Regions from separate parts of the Homo sapiens genome. Here region 1 is linked to region 2. Evidence: read pairs that join two places in POLR2A ChIA-PET (ENCODE). Cell type or tissue: PC-3. All regions are shown on one strand.

Evidence for each region. Peaks named below come from ENCODE experiments on the same cell type or tissue, not always from the same donor. Only the 100,000 strongest peaks of a DNase experiment are listed, where the experiment ranks them.
Region 1: POLR2A ChIA-PET joins it to region 2 with 13 read pairs; 2 of 35 experiments call an interaction of 5 or more read pairs at or near these places.

What each region holds. Positions count from the first base shown.
Region 1 is chr3:123,605,921-123,613,920 of GRCh38, forward strand. It overlaps MYLK (myosin light chain kinase), which reads right to left. Exons shown (of 34, transcript NM_053025.4): 34 at 4,129-8,000. The region is part of intron 2 of MYLK-AS1 (MYLK antisense RNA 1); the gene reads left to right. Among named protein-coding and RNA genes, the nearest start is that of MYLK-AS1, 24 kb to the left of the region's middle. RefSeq lists an enhancer at 4,494-4,543. In PC-3, no CTCF peak of the experiment used is centred here; a DNase peak (open chromatin) is centred at 231; H3K27ac peaks cover 320 bases.
Region 2 is chr3:123,735,806-123,743,805 of GRCh38, forward strand. MYLK (myosin light chain kinase) reads right to left here. Exons shown (of 34, transcript NM_053025.4): 6 at 4,148-4,196; 7 at 3,092-3,257; 8 at 1,573-1,738. Among named protein-coding and RNA genes, the nearest start is that of MYLK-AS2, 50 kb to the left of the region's middle. In PC-3, no CTCF peak of the experiment used is centred here; a DNase peak (open chromatin) is centred at 4,206; H3K27ac peaks cover 1,757 bases.

The DNA.
Region 1 (8,000 bases), 130 kb before region 2:
CAAACAACTGCCTTTCTGGGATCAGAGTCTTTTCTGCACTTTGACATGGGTAGTATCGAAGAGTCCAGAGTAACCTCCTGACTCTTGGCCCCTGCTCTGTCCTAACTCCCAACAATCCCTGCCTCTGCCTTTATCTCCTAGTGGACTTTTGAGCTGCTTTGACCTCAAAGACCTTGGTTTGCATGTATGAGTCATACCTTGTGAGGCTCCCTTTCATAGGTACCTGGCTGTCTAGCCTCTAGCCTTTGGGGAATTCAGGGCAGACTGACTTGTCTTTCTGTTGGCTTCCTCCAATGCAGGATGTTAGCTTCAGTTTCTCTGCTCTACGTCAGTTATCCATTCTTTGTTTTCCATCTTCCATAATTCTGACATTTTCCATCTATCATCACCTGTATTTGTCTTTATATTTGAAGAGTTTATATCTCTATTTTATTTTATTATTATTATACTTTAAGTTTTAGGGTACATGTGCACAATGTGCAGGTTTGTTACCTTCACAGATGGGAACTGAACAATGAGAACACATGGACACAGGAAGGGGAACATCACACACCGGGGACATCTTTTTTAAAAACATTGTTATCCCTTTACTATCAGTTTAATGGAAGTTCTGAGGGGTAGAGAATCACTGCTTCTCTTGAGTAATTCATGTTTGACTTTCTCTCTACTGTGGTAGGTTCCTATTTCCTAAGCTGATATTTCCTTCATCTCCTGATTCTTCTGAAAACAGGAGTCTCAGTTTTTAGCTTTCTAGACAATTTGAAAAAGACATCTACTCAGCCTTCAGAGCCCTATTTGTTCTGTGGTTAATATGCAGCCAGAAACAAGTCAATGTAAGTCAGCTTTTGCAAATATCAATTAGAACTTAGGGGATGTGTCAGGATAAAACTTAAAGTGTAATTAGTTTAAGTCAAGCTAACTCTGGGAAATTTCCTCTTGATAGAAAAATAATATTCATAAGGTCAGATGAGCTTTTCTCCTTTGACTGTTAAGAAGGGAATATTTAGGGATTGGAAGTTAAAATTTTCCTTAGAACGAGATTTAGATTTGTAACATTTCCTAAACTCACAGCAATTGTTTTTTTGTACAATTGCATGGCACTTTCAGTTTCAAAGATCCTTTTTTTTGGGAGGTGGGTAGAACTTAAAATAATACCTTCCATCTTTAGTACAGTTGTTAGTGGGGTATTGGTTCCAGGACACCCCCACAGATAACAAAATCTGCAGTTGCTCAAGTCCCTTATATAAAATGGCATATGTAGTATTTGCATGTAACCTATGCACATTTTCCTGTATGCTTTAAATCATCTCTAGATTACTTATAATACCTAATACAATGCCTACACATCACTTCTTTCACATAGATTCAATGTAGTACTAGGTGAACAGCAAATTCAAGTTTTGCTTTTTGGAATTTTGTGGAACTCCCCACCCCCAAATATATATTATATATTATATAATATATATAATATATATTTTATATTATATATAATATATATTTTATAATATATATTTTATATTATATATAATATATATTTTATAATATATAATTTTATATTATATATAATATATAATATATATTTTATATTATATATACTATATATTTTATATTATATATACTATACATTTTATATTATATATACTATATATTTTATATTATATATACTATACATTTTATATTATATATACTATACATTTTATATTATATATACTATATATATTTTATATTATATACTATATATTTTATATTATATACTATATATATTTTATATTTTATATACTATATATATTTTACATTTTATATACTATATTTTATATTATATATATATTTTATATATAATATATAAATATAATAATATATTTTATATATAATATATAATATAATATATATGATATATAGTATATATATTTTATATATTATATATAATATATATTTTATATATTATATATAATTTTACATATATAGTTTATTTATATATATATATATATATATATATATATATATATATATATATATATATATTTTTTTTTTTTTTTGGGGACAGCATCTCGCTCAGCCACCCAGGCTGGAGTGCAGTGGTGTGATCTCGGCTCACTGCAACCACTGTCTCCCGGTTTCAAGCAATTCTCCTGTCTCAGCCTCCTTAGTAGCTGGGATTACAGGCACCTGCCATCATGCTCAGCTAATTTTTATATTTTAGTAGAGACAGGGTTTCACCATATTGGCCAGACTGGTCTTGAACTCCTGACCTCAGGTGATCTGCCCACCTCGGCCTCCCAAAGTGCTAGCATTACAAGCACGAGCCACCACACCTAGCCTCCCACCAAATATTTTTCATCTCCAGTTGATTGAATCCATAGATTTGGAATGCATGGATACAGAGGGCTGACTGAATATAACTTTTTCACATATTTGGGGTTTTTTTTTTCCTGCAGAAATGTAATCTGTTCTTTCAGAGTAGAGATTGTTTCTGATACATCTTAGCATCTCTGAGTGCCAGAATGAGGGCGTACCATAAGGTCAGGCACATAGAGCTTGTTTAATCTTTCTATCAAGCCATGAGTGAGGAACTACTATAACTCTAATTTTATAACTGTGGAAACTGAGGCACAAGCTACACAGCTGTAGTAAGAGGTAGAGGTAAGAGGTAGTAACTTATTTTACAGAGGGAATGAAAATGGTGGGTAAGTTGGACAAGTTGGTTCCTAGGATAGCACCAAGAGGAACTGACTCCACTGATTAACCAGGTTAGCTGCCTCCTACCCAAGCACACTGCAGGATTTGCCTTCAGTGACAACATGCAAGGTGCTTTCTGGAGAGGCATATCTGGGACTTCATGGAGCTTGCAGAATCGGTTGTATGGCTGCTGGCTAATAGGTGTTTGACAAGTTTGGCCTGAGACTATCTTTGAAACATACCACCTGAAGCGTGGTTGTGGAGAAGCCCCATAGCTCAATCTTATCTTAACTATTGGAGGCTACTGATACCTGCCTTAAAGATGTTATTAATAATAAATATGAATGACCAAATTGACTTAGGTTAATTTGTAACCTCCTTCTCCCTTAGTTATCTCCAGCCGAAAGAAATCTAGTCTAAGAGAGTCACAAAATATCTTGTGAAAATTTACCACAGGCCTCAAACAGAGACTCGGGGGACTGAAGTCTCTGACATGAAGCGCTTCCTGCAGGGTATAAGCATTTGGAACACGGGTAAGGCCTATGGGCTAAAATCTCCAGCCAGCAGCGGTTAGAAATTCAATGTTGTCCCCAAGCACTTTAGATCTCCTGAGTGTTTTGAATTCCAGTGGGAAGGGAGTTCTGATAAAAGGCAGCTGAGTTTGGAAGGATTGTAGCCTCAGGATGGCTCCTCTGCCTTTTGACCCATGGTTGAGGAAATTCTGCCTCAGCAGCCCTGTCTCCCTTTCTGCATCCATCTCATAGTCCCCACTGGTGATCCCCCATCTCAAGTAGCAAATTCCAAAGACGTTGGAGAATGTTGGCCTTGTTGGTTGTCTCATATCAGAAATAATCTGAGAGTTGCTTGTGAATTGCAGGACTATTTAGATTTTGAGGTCAGAAGCATAGAACTGGTACTTTTTTTTTTTTTTGAGATGGAGTCTCACTCTGTCGCCCAGGCTGGAGTGCAGTGGCGCAATATCCGCTCACTGCAAGCTCTGTCTCCCGGGTTCATGCCATTCTCCTGCCTCAGCCTCCCGAGTAGCTGGGACTACAGGCGCCCGCCATCACGCCCGGCTAATTTTTTGTATTTTTAGTAGAGACGGGGTTTCACCGTGTTAGCCAGGATGGTCTCGATCTCCTGACCTCGTGATCCGCCTGCCTTGGCCTCCCAAAGTGCTGGGATTACAGGCGTGAGCCACCGCGCCTGGCCAGAACTGGTACTTTTAAAATGTCTTTTTATTTTTTAATTAATTTTTTTTAAAGAAATAGAGATGGGGTCTTGCTATGTTGTGCAGGCTGGTCTTGAACTTCTGGCCTCAAGCGATTCTCCTGCCTTGGCCTCCCAAAGTGCTGGGACTACAGGTGTGTACCACTGTACCCAGCCTTTAAAATGTCTTAAAAAGTGAAAAACTATATTTGAATATAAATAAAGAATTAAGAACAACAACACTTGAGTATCGAGACTATATTATCCAATACAATTGATGAAACTATAGACCATACTCTCTAGACTTTCACACAAGCTTTTCAGTTTTAATTTCACATAATTTGAAAAGTGATGTACATGTGACTGTCGAGCATTTGAAATGTAACTCATACAACTGAGGAACTGAATTTTTTATTTTATTTTTTAAAGTAACTTAAATTTAAATAGCCACTTGTGAGTAGTGGCTACCATCCTGGTCACCACACATCCAGAACATGGTGATAAGCCTGTATCAGGATAGTCTAGGTTATGTTGCAGCCACTGAGAACCCCAAAATCTTGGTGATTTATAAGAACAAATGTTTATTTCTTGCTTGTGTTATGTCCCCATTTTGGGTTGGCTAGAGACCCAGATGGCTGCAGCAGCCACCATCTCATGTGTTGCCCGTCATTATGGAGAGGCTTGTACCAGCACATAAATGCTCTGGTCCCGAGGGTACATACATCACTTCTGGTCACAGCTCACTGACTAGGACTAGTCACATGGCCCCATCTAACCAGGAAGCCGAGAGTGAAGCCCTAACTCTGTGCAGAGATCCTTAGCAACAACTGCCACCAACATTAGCCCCCCCTTTCAAATTACAGGAAGGAGTCCCAAGGGATAAAGAGAGTAGTGCTACTTGTGTTTTCTTGAAAAATGGAGAATTGGGTTTCTCACAACTCAATTATTTATTACCTCCTATGTACTTATTAGCACAGATTTATCAAAAACAGGTGAGGTGTGGAGCAAAAAGCAAATTTCAAACATTTTAACAAAAATAAAAAATCTTTACATAAATTTAGAGCTGACAACAGTCAGCATGTCTTATTAGTTGCATGTAGGAAATATCTTTTAATAAGATATGCAATGCAAGGAACAATCAATGGATTATTTTTTATATGTTTGGGATGAAAATGAATGGAAGAAAGTATATCTGTTATTTTTCTCAGTGCAGCATATAAATTGTACATTTTTCACTAGCAAGGAATAAAAAGTCATTTTCTTTAAAAATAATAAATTGTTAGGGACATTTGTGGATTGTGAGTGTCTTAAAAATGAAAACACTAAATATTTATTAACTGGACAATGGATTGTTTCTTTCCAGACTACATCAAAGAATCAGAGAATTATCTAGCCCTACATTTAACAGCATGTCTTAAACTCTTTCTAGACCATCCACAATATTGTTTGAACATCTGAAGACATGGGGAACTTGCCATCTGATATCTGATAACAGACTTCCTGTAAAGCAGGACTGGTAGTTTCCTGATAACAAATTCTTCAATATGAAGGTATGGATAAAGCATTTGGCTGCCAATAATGAACTGCACCAAAGTCACCAATTCAAACCATGCCCTGGTAAATAGTATCATCAGTGATGATGATGATGATGATGATGATAATGTCACATGTTAAAAATGTCATATAGATTTTAGCATCTTGAGGACCTGATACTCTGTAACAGTGGTCCCTAACCTTTTTGGCACCAGGGACCACTTTCATGGAAGACAGTTTTTCCATGGACCAGGAGAGGGGGTGGTTTTGGGATTATTCAAGCACATTACATGTATTGTGCATTTTATTTCTATTATTATTACATTGTAATAATATATTTTATTATAATATAAAATAAGTATACAACTCATCATAATGTAGAATCAGTGGAAGCCCTGAGCTTGTTTTCCTGCAACTAGACTGTCCCATCTAGGGGTGATGGGAGACAGTGACAGATCATCAGGTGTTAGATTCTCATAAGGAGCGTGAAACCTAGATCCCTCACATGAGCAGTTCACAATAGAGTTCGTTCCTGAGAGAACCTGATGCTGCCGCTGATCTGACAGGAGGCAGAGCTCAGGCGGTAATGCGAGCAATGGGGATCGGCTGTAAATATAGATGATGCTTTGCTCACTTGCCCACTGCTAACCTCCTTATGTGTGACCTGGTTCCTAACAGGCTACTTACCGGGGGTTGGGGACACCTGCTCTATAAGATATCCTTCTAGAATGATTGATATAGTACTAAGCTGATGCTCAAGAGAAATTTTGAACTAAATGTGTAAATTCGGCTACCTATATAAACAAGAACTTCCTAAATCATTCTGTTCCATAGCAAAACACAACCACATAAGCCAGTTCTTCACATCTAGGCACCACAGTGTTTGTTTTTCATTTCCAGGATATAGCTGTGTCCTTTACAACTGGTAGCATGGAAAGAAAGAGAAGTCTGCAAAGATTGAACAAACAGCATGCACTGTGGTATCCTTTATTTAAAAATTGTGAGCTGACTACAGTTGTAGTGTTCTCATTTACCATTCTGATGGCATAATAAACCAAGAGAACATTAACACAATTCCAAGAAGGCATTAACCTGTAACACACATATACGCCACACATGCACACACACAACATACACGCACACAAAGGTTATATTCTGAACACAAAAGTGATAGAAAAAAGCTTTGAATGCGCTAAATCAAATAAAAACCCTTTATTATAATAAACTGTGGCAATACTGTGGCTATCATGAAAAATATTGTAACTATTTTAAAAGCAAAAGGAAAAATACTGGCAGTTTGAAACTAGCAGCAAAAAGCAGATAAAAATAGAATGGAAGATAACATAAGACTAATATCAAAATTCTAATGTTGATACTGTGTAGGATTGCACTGAAGTAATTTTAAATTGGTTCTTAAGGAACTCTTAAAAAGTCCCTTAAAAATATTAAATTGTTGCACCTTACAAACAGTGGAAAAGAAAAAAAAAGTATTTGGAATGTTACACACACACACAGAGGAAATGTATTAGGTCTATCATCAATTATGGTCTTTGTTTATGACCTTCAAAAAGCTTTATAAAGAAAAAATTTAAGTGCCAATGTAGTGAAAGAAAGTTAAAAATTCCTAAAGACGCAAGTCTGAGTGCATTTACCAGGTCTAAGAATATATTTAAAGGTTGGGGGCAAGGCATGATTGATGCACATTTAAGAAGAAAAATATGGAACCCATAAGGTAGGTCAAGTTCTTTGGAGAGTGTTGAGAATGAAGATGTATTAAACTCTGGCTATCTTGGAGGAGATTCCAAAGTACATGGAGTTCTCCAGCTCTTTATCAGTTGAAATCTGTTTCATCGTGGCCAATAGATAATTAAGACTAACTTTTCAGCAAACTGATTTCTCCTATATTCAAACACAAAAATCTTTACCACACGTTCAGAGCTGATATTCTATAACAGCACAAATAAGAATCCTGGTTTACAAAGGAAACCACATTAGCAAGGATTTTTTTTTTCCCATGGGTTCTTAACCAAATGTCTGAAGCTGCTAGACATCTGCAAAGAGGGGATAAGTTTAGATTTCCTACTGATTTTGGAAGAAAAATATTTTCCTAAGGAAGCCAGAGTCATCCATGAGCAGGGACCTGTCTTCAGAATCGAAGAAGCATAATGTCCTTAATGCTTACACTCATGACAAGTTGAGAGTCAGCAAAACTGGCAGGTGGAAGGGGAAAGAGAAATGGAGAGTTTGAACATCTGCAGTGTACTTTGGAATAAAGTGGCTCAACTGCTTTCAGAAATGAATTGCTGGAGTACTGGGAGAAAACCCAGTTCTCTAGAGTCAGGGGGTGGGGAGAGAGAGGCCTCCCATCCCCAGGAACCCTCTGGGCTGAGCTGTGGCCCAGAACTCTTGTTTTGGCCTTATTTTTCATGAGCGCATTCAAGTGGAGAATTTATGACTTTGCCCAGATAAATATTTGGTTTGGTTACTTTCTCTCTAAAATCAATTGGTCAGTCAAGTTACTGGTGATTTCCCTAAATGAAATCTAGCTGCACTAGTATCTTAAGGTGCCAACTAACATAGAT
Region 2 (8,000 bases):
TAAAATACATATTTTTCCTGCTATATTCTTTCTCAAATTTTATCATGGTAAACTTAAAAATATACAATAGTAGAAAGAGATAACAAACCCTGAAAGCCATCACCACGATTAAGGAGATACCACATTTTGCCAGTCTTATATATCCATTTTTGTTTTCTTTCGTTTATTTGTTTTTGAGTATTTTAAAACAAATATCAGGCAACATATTTTGTCATGAAGTCCATCAGGAGGGAATAGTATTTAACTGAATGTCAGGGCAGGCACACATTGCTCTGGGTGTCTGGTGGCATCTCCTTATTCAGCAGTGAGCCACCAAGTCAGGTCCTCCGGTCAGGACCAGGATTTCTTGTTTTAGTGATGTCAAGTGAAATAGAGAATACCAGCATGCACTGTACACAGTACGGTCAGGATGGTTTCCTGAAACTTGTTTACCTATGTATACATGTTCTGGGTTGCAATGTACTGTGAAATATATTTCTTTCTGTAGATTGTGAAAAATACCCAGGCCAAAAAAAGTAACAAGAGCAAAGATGAATCGTTTCTAAGAAGAAGGAGATGCAGAACAGAAAAATCAGAAGAAAAGAGAGGGACAAAGAAGGAGGAAGGACTGAAAGCCACTTCCCTTCCTGACCCCCGAGTTCCTGCTCCAGTAAAGTGACATGCAGCCCCTTCCCCATCCCTGCACTCCCTCCTCAGCCCGGACTTGAGGAACCAAAGAACTGTAAGGAGGAGACGTGTTCAACAAGACTTACAAGGAAGAACTGACAGGGCTGACGACTCAAGGAGAAAGAGGCAGGGGTCAAAAGGATGCTGGAAAGTCCAGTCTGGGTGTGAAGGAACATGGGAACCCTGGTAGAGGGGGTCAAGTCGAAGGATCGCCTGACTTGAAAGACAGAGTAAATTATCAGTAAATTCTGGGCAGGTTAAATTTGGGGTGATGGCAAGACGTTAGCAACATTCATTCTTCCAGTTGGCAACCACAGATACAAAAGGGAGTCCGGGTGAGAAGAAAGGACTGAAGACATGGTGGGGGAGACTATGGGAACACAAGGGAAGGTGGCAGCCAAGCACAGGGCATCTTCCCTCGTGGCCAGGTCTGCGCTGCCCTGTTCACCCTTTCTTCTTGTCAAAGACCTGCCCCTTGTGGCCGGGCGTGGTGGCTCACACCTGTAATCCCAGCACTTTGGGAGGCCAAGGCAGGCAGATCACTTGAGGTCAGCCTGGCCAACATGGTAAAACCCTGTCTCTACAAAAAATACAAAAATCAGCCGGGCGTGGTGGTGTGTGCCTGTAGTCCCAGCCACTCAGGAGGCTGAGGCAGGAGAATCGCTTGAACCTGGGTGGCGGAGGTTGCAGTGAGCTGAGGTCATGTCACTGCACTCCAGCATGGGCGACAGAGCAAGACTCTGTCTGAAGAGAAAAAAAAAAAAAAGACCTGCCCCTGGGGAGTGCCTGGGTGTGTGAGTGGGCCAGGTGTATACACACACAGGTGCGCAGTGAACAAGCAGCTCCTCTAGGAGGGTGCGGCACCAGGCAGGGATCGTTCTGCACTAGCCGTCCACTGGTCGATACCTTGGATGGAAAGTTCAGCTGACATCGAGGCCTTCCCCGACCCGTTCACCACCAGGCACGTGTACACTCCCACGTCATCTTGGTTGACTCCATGGATTTCCAGAACCTGCATGCCGTTCTTCTCAGACACAGACACACGGGCACTCGGCTGCAGTGGAACATTTCCCTGTGGATGGCAATGGGGTAACTTGGTCATACAAATCTGCTCACCTTCTGGCTGTGTCCTCCTGCCTCCTGCCAATCCTAGTGGGATAGACTCCAGGGCCTGGGCAGCAGCGTCCTCTGCTGTGGGCCCTGTCAATGTGCTCAGAGAGCCAACTTTAAACAGTTCAGGGGCCCTGACTTGAGGTCTGTGGATGTGGTGTGGTGCTCTGTCCTGCTTAGAGCAGTTGCCTGAAAACTGTTTCAAAGGAGCCTGAGTTTGAGGTAGGAAATCCCATATTCCTCACTTCAGTTTTTCCTTACCTCCCCATTCCTTTTATTCTTTTCCTAGGGGAGTTCAAGAGAATTAGGAAGCAGGTAAAAGGTGTCAATACCCACTTTTACCCAGGCATTCCAACTCTGAAAAACCTATTCCCCTGGCCATGACTCTACCTGTTCCCCTAGGATCCTCACTGCCCTGTTTAACAGCCATCCCCAACCCCATGCCACTGCCTCCCTGCCCGCCCACCTCTCCCCCTTAAGCTTCACTTCCCCCAGCCCTGAATGATTTATAAATCCCTTCTACATGGAGGCTCCTGACAATATTTTGAGGTAGGTGGTATTATTTCTATCTCACCGATAAGGAAACCAGGATTCCAAGAAGTCAAATGACTTATCCAGCTTCACAGGCTTTATAAACCAGGGAGCTGTGGCTTAACACCTAGAACCCTAACTTCACAGTCCACTCTTGAGATTGTCAGGCTTGTCTTGACTCAGAAGTTTTCTGCTATTTTGTGAGTGTGAGAATTGTCAGAACACTGTGGTCTGAGTAACAGAGGGAGAGTTGTAATAGGGACAGGAACATGCATCCCTAACAAACATACAGAGAACCCCTGAGAACCGCCTGAAACAGGAGGAACAGAATGGAAAGACTCCTACTAGTTGAAGGGTCTAACCCTGAATTTTCAGGGTCCCTAGGGCTATGATATGGTTTGGCTGTGTCCCCACCCAAATCTCATCTTGAAATGTAGCTCCCATAATTCCCACGTGTTGTGGGAGGGACCCAGTGGGAGGTAACTGAATCATAGGGTGGGTTTTCTCATGCTATTCTCATGACAGTGAATAAGTCTCATGTGATCTGATGGTTTTATAAAGAGGAGTTCCCCTGCACATGCTCTCTTGCCTGCCGCCATATAAGGCATGACTTGGCTCCTCATTCACCTTCTGTCATGATTGTGAGGCCTCCCCAGCCATGTGGAACGGTGAGTCCATTAAACCTCTTTCCTTCATAAATTACCCAGTCTCGGGTATGTCTATTAGCAGCATGAGAACAGACTAATACAGGCTGGATCAGGGTCAGGGCAGACAGAAACCTCACCTTGAGCCAGGTGACCTGCGGTTGGGGCCGGCCAGTGATCTTGCAGGAGAATCGTCCCATCTGTCCTTCTTTGACCACAACTCGGCCCAGCTTGGTAGCAAACTTTGGTGGGCACTCCCCCCAGATGCTAGGACGGGTCTCCACTGCTGGAGCTGAAAATCTATCCCTGTAAGGAAATTGGCAGAGAATCCAGTCCCAGACAAGGCAGCAATTCAACCATCCTCTCTCCACCTCACTCAAAGGCACTAAGTTAAGGTCAGAAGCCATCAAAGTGTAGCCTTCCCAATTTTATGCCTCAGAAACTTTCTCATGCTCTCTCTAGAAAAATGTGTGGCACCAAAACCTATTTCCTCTACCTCTTGGGCATGCAGCTAGACTTCATTTACTAGCCTTCCTTGCAGTTAGGCATGCCTGAATTCCACTGAGCCCTGGCTGAAAGCCTGGGTTTTAGCCAGGAGACCATGAGCAGAAGAGCTGTATGCCACTTCCAGGGCCGACTCATAAGAACCTCCTGTGAGGCTCTGCAGTCTCTCGTCCACTCTGCTGGTGAGATGCAGAAGGCCCAGTGGGGGCTCAAGGGCCTAGGAGATGAAACTATAAAATGGAAGAAGCCTGGGCTCCTGGAAGATAATGTGGAAGGCTCTCCCCATGTTCCAGGATATCTGAACTGAACTTTCCCTGAGTAAGAAACAAACTTTCCCTGGGTTGAGCCACTGTGATTTGAGGCTTGTCTGTTACAGCAGCTACTGTTACCCGCCTCTTCTAGGCTTGCTTATTTCAATCTTCTGACTATTGCCTTGATTGTTAGAGTCCACTGCAGACTCTGGCCACCTCTCCCACTTCCTTACATTTAGCAGCTGGGCCAGTCAAAGGAGCCAATCACAGAGGCAGCCAGGTCAGGAGGTGCTGTGTAAATGACACATCTCATTGTACTAGGCTCCCGCCCTTTGGTTATTATAACCTAGGAGAGCCAAGACTTACTCCCCAGACCTATCCTGCTCAAGTCAGCAGGAAAGCAATCCAACCCTTACTCTGTCTTGAACATCCAGGACTTACCCTAAGGTTTTGGAAACAACAGGCTGACCAAGCTGCTTCGCAAAACTTCCTGCAAGAAAAAGAGTTGATGAGTCAGGTCTGAGCCACCAACTTGGAGCAATGAAAGTAAAAAGATTCAACAGCAGGGGTGGGTGGGATAGTGATGGTGATCATTAATCTTGACTGAGCATGGGCTGTGTCACTATGGATACTATGGTAGGTGTTTACATACATTATCATGTGAATTTCTTGCAATAATTTTATGAAGCTGATACTACATTATCCTATTTTTTAAACAGATGAGAGAAATAAGATTCAGAGAAGTTAAGTCATCCATACAAGGTCACAAAGTCAGTAACAGTGCAGAAATTCACCCAGGTCTGCCAGATTCTAAAACTCTCAACCACCCTGCTGAGTTGTTAGGGTAGTACGCTCTACCTTCCATTTTGGGGATTATTTGGGGGTGATTCAGGACCTCTCCAGAACATTTTCTCAGTTAAAGGGAGGGAGGGAAAGGCCCATGCCTATCTCTTACCACACCTACTCTTGACTGACACAATCAACACTCCATTCTTCCACTTAAGGCCTGGCAAGTAGCAGCAAGCTGAAAGAGAGCAGGACAGGTCACTGCAGATGAGCTACAGCGGAGCCAGCAGCTCCTGCAGAATCTGCAGTGCTGCCACACTGAACACTGCCAGTCCTGGGCAAGGTGCTGCTATGCTGGACACTGCCAGTCCTGGGCAAGGCGCTGCTATGCTGGACACTGCCAGTCCTGGGCAAGGCGCTGCTATGCTAGACACTGCCAGTCCTGGGCAAGGCGCTGCTATGCTGGGCACTGCCAGTCGGTCCTAGGTGAGATGATGAGGCCATAGTAGGCGCTATCCTACTGGGCGCTGCTGATCCTGGGTGAGCTGTTGCCGTGCTAGGCAGGAGGCCATTAAATAGCAAAGCCAGCAAGGCAGCTGGGGTTAGCTCCTTTCATCCAGCTCCTGCAGCTGGGAGGGACAATTCACAATGTCACCATGAAATAACTCTAAAGTAGTGGGAGTTTTATTTTGAGGGGTGGGGTGGGAGGAAGAGGTCTTTTTTGAGATGATGATCACCCTGAAAGTTGTTCTTCTTTTGCCGCAAGCTGGGGATGTTTATAAAACCCTATCCCAGGGAGGGTAGAGTCATCCTCTGATATCAGCAGACAGTTGCTGTGGGGAATTTGCAGGGAGTTTACTGCAAAAGAGTAAACTTCCTTAACTTTGACTCTGATCACATTTATATGACTGTGTAAGAACATAGGTGTGGAGGAGAAAAATCATGGCTATTTTCATCAGCCACACCCGGTTTAAGATTCCACCAGAACTTTAGTGAAAAGGGATTAATAACAAACACTGGCATCACATTTAAGCTGTGGCTCCATATAATTGGTGATTACGATACAGGCATTTCTGTTTAACATTACTTAGTGAGCTGTGTCTAGTTTTCATTCCTGAAAGTGTTTTGGTTTTTGTCATTCCATTCTCTATTCAAAAGTAAAAGAACTTCTAAATTGATAAAAGGAGAGACTTGTTTTGAAAGGACCCAACTGACAGTCAAGATGCTGGGCCCTCAGATGCTGCTGGAGGCAGAGCCAACTGTCCAGTCCTCCTGGAAATACTTGAGTGAGGAAAAATCATAAGCTTTAAAGATGCTCTGCTCTTGGGACAGCACCTCCGTTTCTGTGACTCCATTCAAAGGAAACGACGCTAAAGTTAGAAGAGAAAGTTTACACAGCTATTCACTTTTATCTTATTTGTAATAGTGAAAGTTAGAAGCAACATAAATGTCACTCAGTAGGAAGAAAATAAGTAGTCAGGTAAAATGTACAATTAGACATCTTATTCTGCCATTAAATTATGTTTAAGAATATCTGAAACGTGCAGGTACATGTTAGGATATTATCTCATTCGTTCCTCAGCACACTCCAAATGGGCTATGATCCTCTCCGCTCCACTGGGCTCCATCCCAGCCACAATCTTGTCAAACCCAATGGTTGACACTCTGTCTCCATCTCACTCAGATGCTCAGTAGTATCTGACACAAGGTCCCACTCCCCTTCAAAGCACTTTCTCTTCTAGACTTTCCTGCTTTTACCAGGTTATTCATCTTCTCTCAACCTCCTTCTCTGCTCAACCTTTGCATGCTGGGGCACCCTAGGGCTGAGTCCTGGGCCTCTCCCCAGCTCCATCTAATTTCTCCCAGGAGGTCTTAGTCCCATAGCTTTAAATATCATCTATATGCTAAAGACCCAACCCATATCCCCACTAGAACTTCTTATTCACTCATCAGATGTATCCGGAACAAATCCCAGCACATTGTAGGTATTTAAATATTTGTTAAATACATTTTGTGCAGCATACAAAATTACCTATTTAATGTGATCATAATTAGGTAAAACTAAAATACCCAAAGACAGGAAAATGACAAGAAAAGGTATCATGTTATTAATACTGATTATTTTGGGGGTTGTGGTACTCTGAGTAATTTTATTCAGCTGTATTTTCTAAAACCTATAAATACAATGGTAAAGAAGAAATAAAACATGAAAAACATAATCTAGTTGCAAAAAAAGGGGCAGGGAGGAAGAAAGTAAAATCTGGCATCCAAATAGAGGATGGATAGGGCCTTCTAAACACGCTCCATACAACAGCATTATCCAGTCTCTAACATTTCATCACAAAATATCCGTGTACCATCCATTGTACTACCCACACTACTGTATCACTCATTTCATCTGGGAATAAAGATTTTATAAAAATTAGACTGATTAACTGATGAATGGATAAAGAAAATGTGGTGCATCCATACAATGAAGTATTATTCAGCTGTAAAAGGAATGAAGTACTAACACGTGGTACAACATGGATGGACATTGAAAAAGTGCATTAAGTGAAGGAGCTCAGACCCAAAAGGCCATGTATGATAGGATTCCGTTCATATGAAATGTCCAGGAGAGGCAAATCCATAGAGAAAGATGGTGGTTAGTAGTTGCCAGGAGCTGGGGGAGGAGGGGATGGGGAATTAATGCTCAATAGGTATGGGGTTTCCATTTGGGGTAATAAACAAGTCCTGGAATGAGATAGCAGTGATGGCTGCACAACACTGTGAATGTACTTAATGACAATTGTACACTTTAAAATGGTTAAAATGGTAAATTTTATGTTAGGTATGTATATTTTACCACAATAAAAAAAATTAGACTGAGCATTTTAAAAAGTCTTGGGAGCTAAATATCTTAATCCAAAAGGCTTAAATTCCTTTCTTCCTTAAAAAATAAATAAAAGCAAAAACATGGCACTTTCCCAAAGAATAGCAAAAGAATGCTGGGGAGAGATACTTCTATGTCAGGGTAAGAGGGTATGATGAAAACATATCACATAAAGCAGTCAGCTAAAAATGGAATTGATGGATGCTTATTTTAATATGAGTTAACAGAGAGTTCACATCAAGACAAAAAGAATTTAGGCTAAAATTACTAACAGGGTCTATTTATAGGAAAAATTTGAAGTTGCAAATTGTTAGATAAGGCAAAATTAATTTTGTAAAAGTATGAAAATCTGGCAGAACAGTAAGGTTATGTAGAAAAATAAGTGGAAAGGGGATTAAAGTAGAAATGCAAAAAATAGAAGAATGAGTTAAGAGAACTGGTGAGGACAGAAGCAAGTTGCTGAGAAAAAGGAGAGGCCAAGACACTGACGGTATTTGATCTTAGATTTTTCAAAGACAAGTAAAAGAGAATGCTGGCAGGTCTTAGGATTGGAAAGTTCAGTGGTGGAAGGGATAAGGTAGACCTAGCTCTGTTTGTCAGGTGATACAGAAAGACTGAATCGGGTCAGAACATACT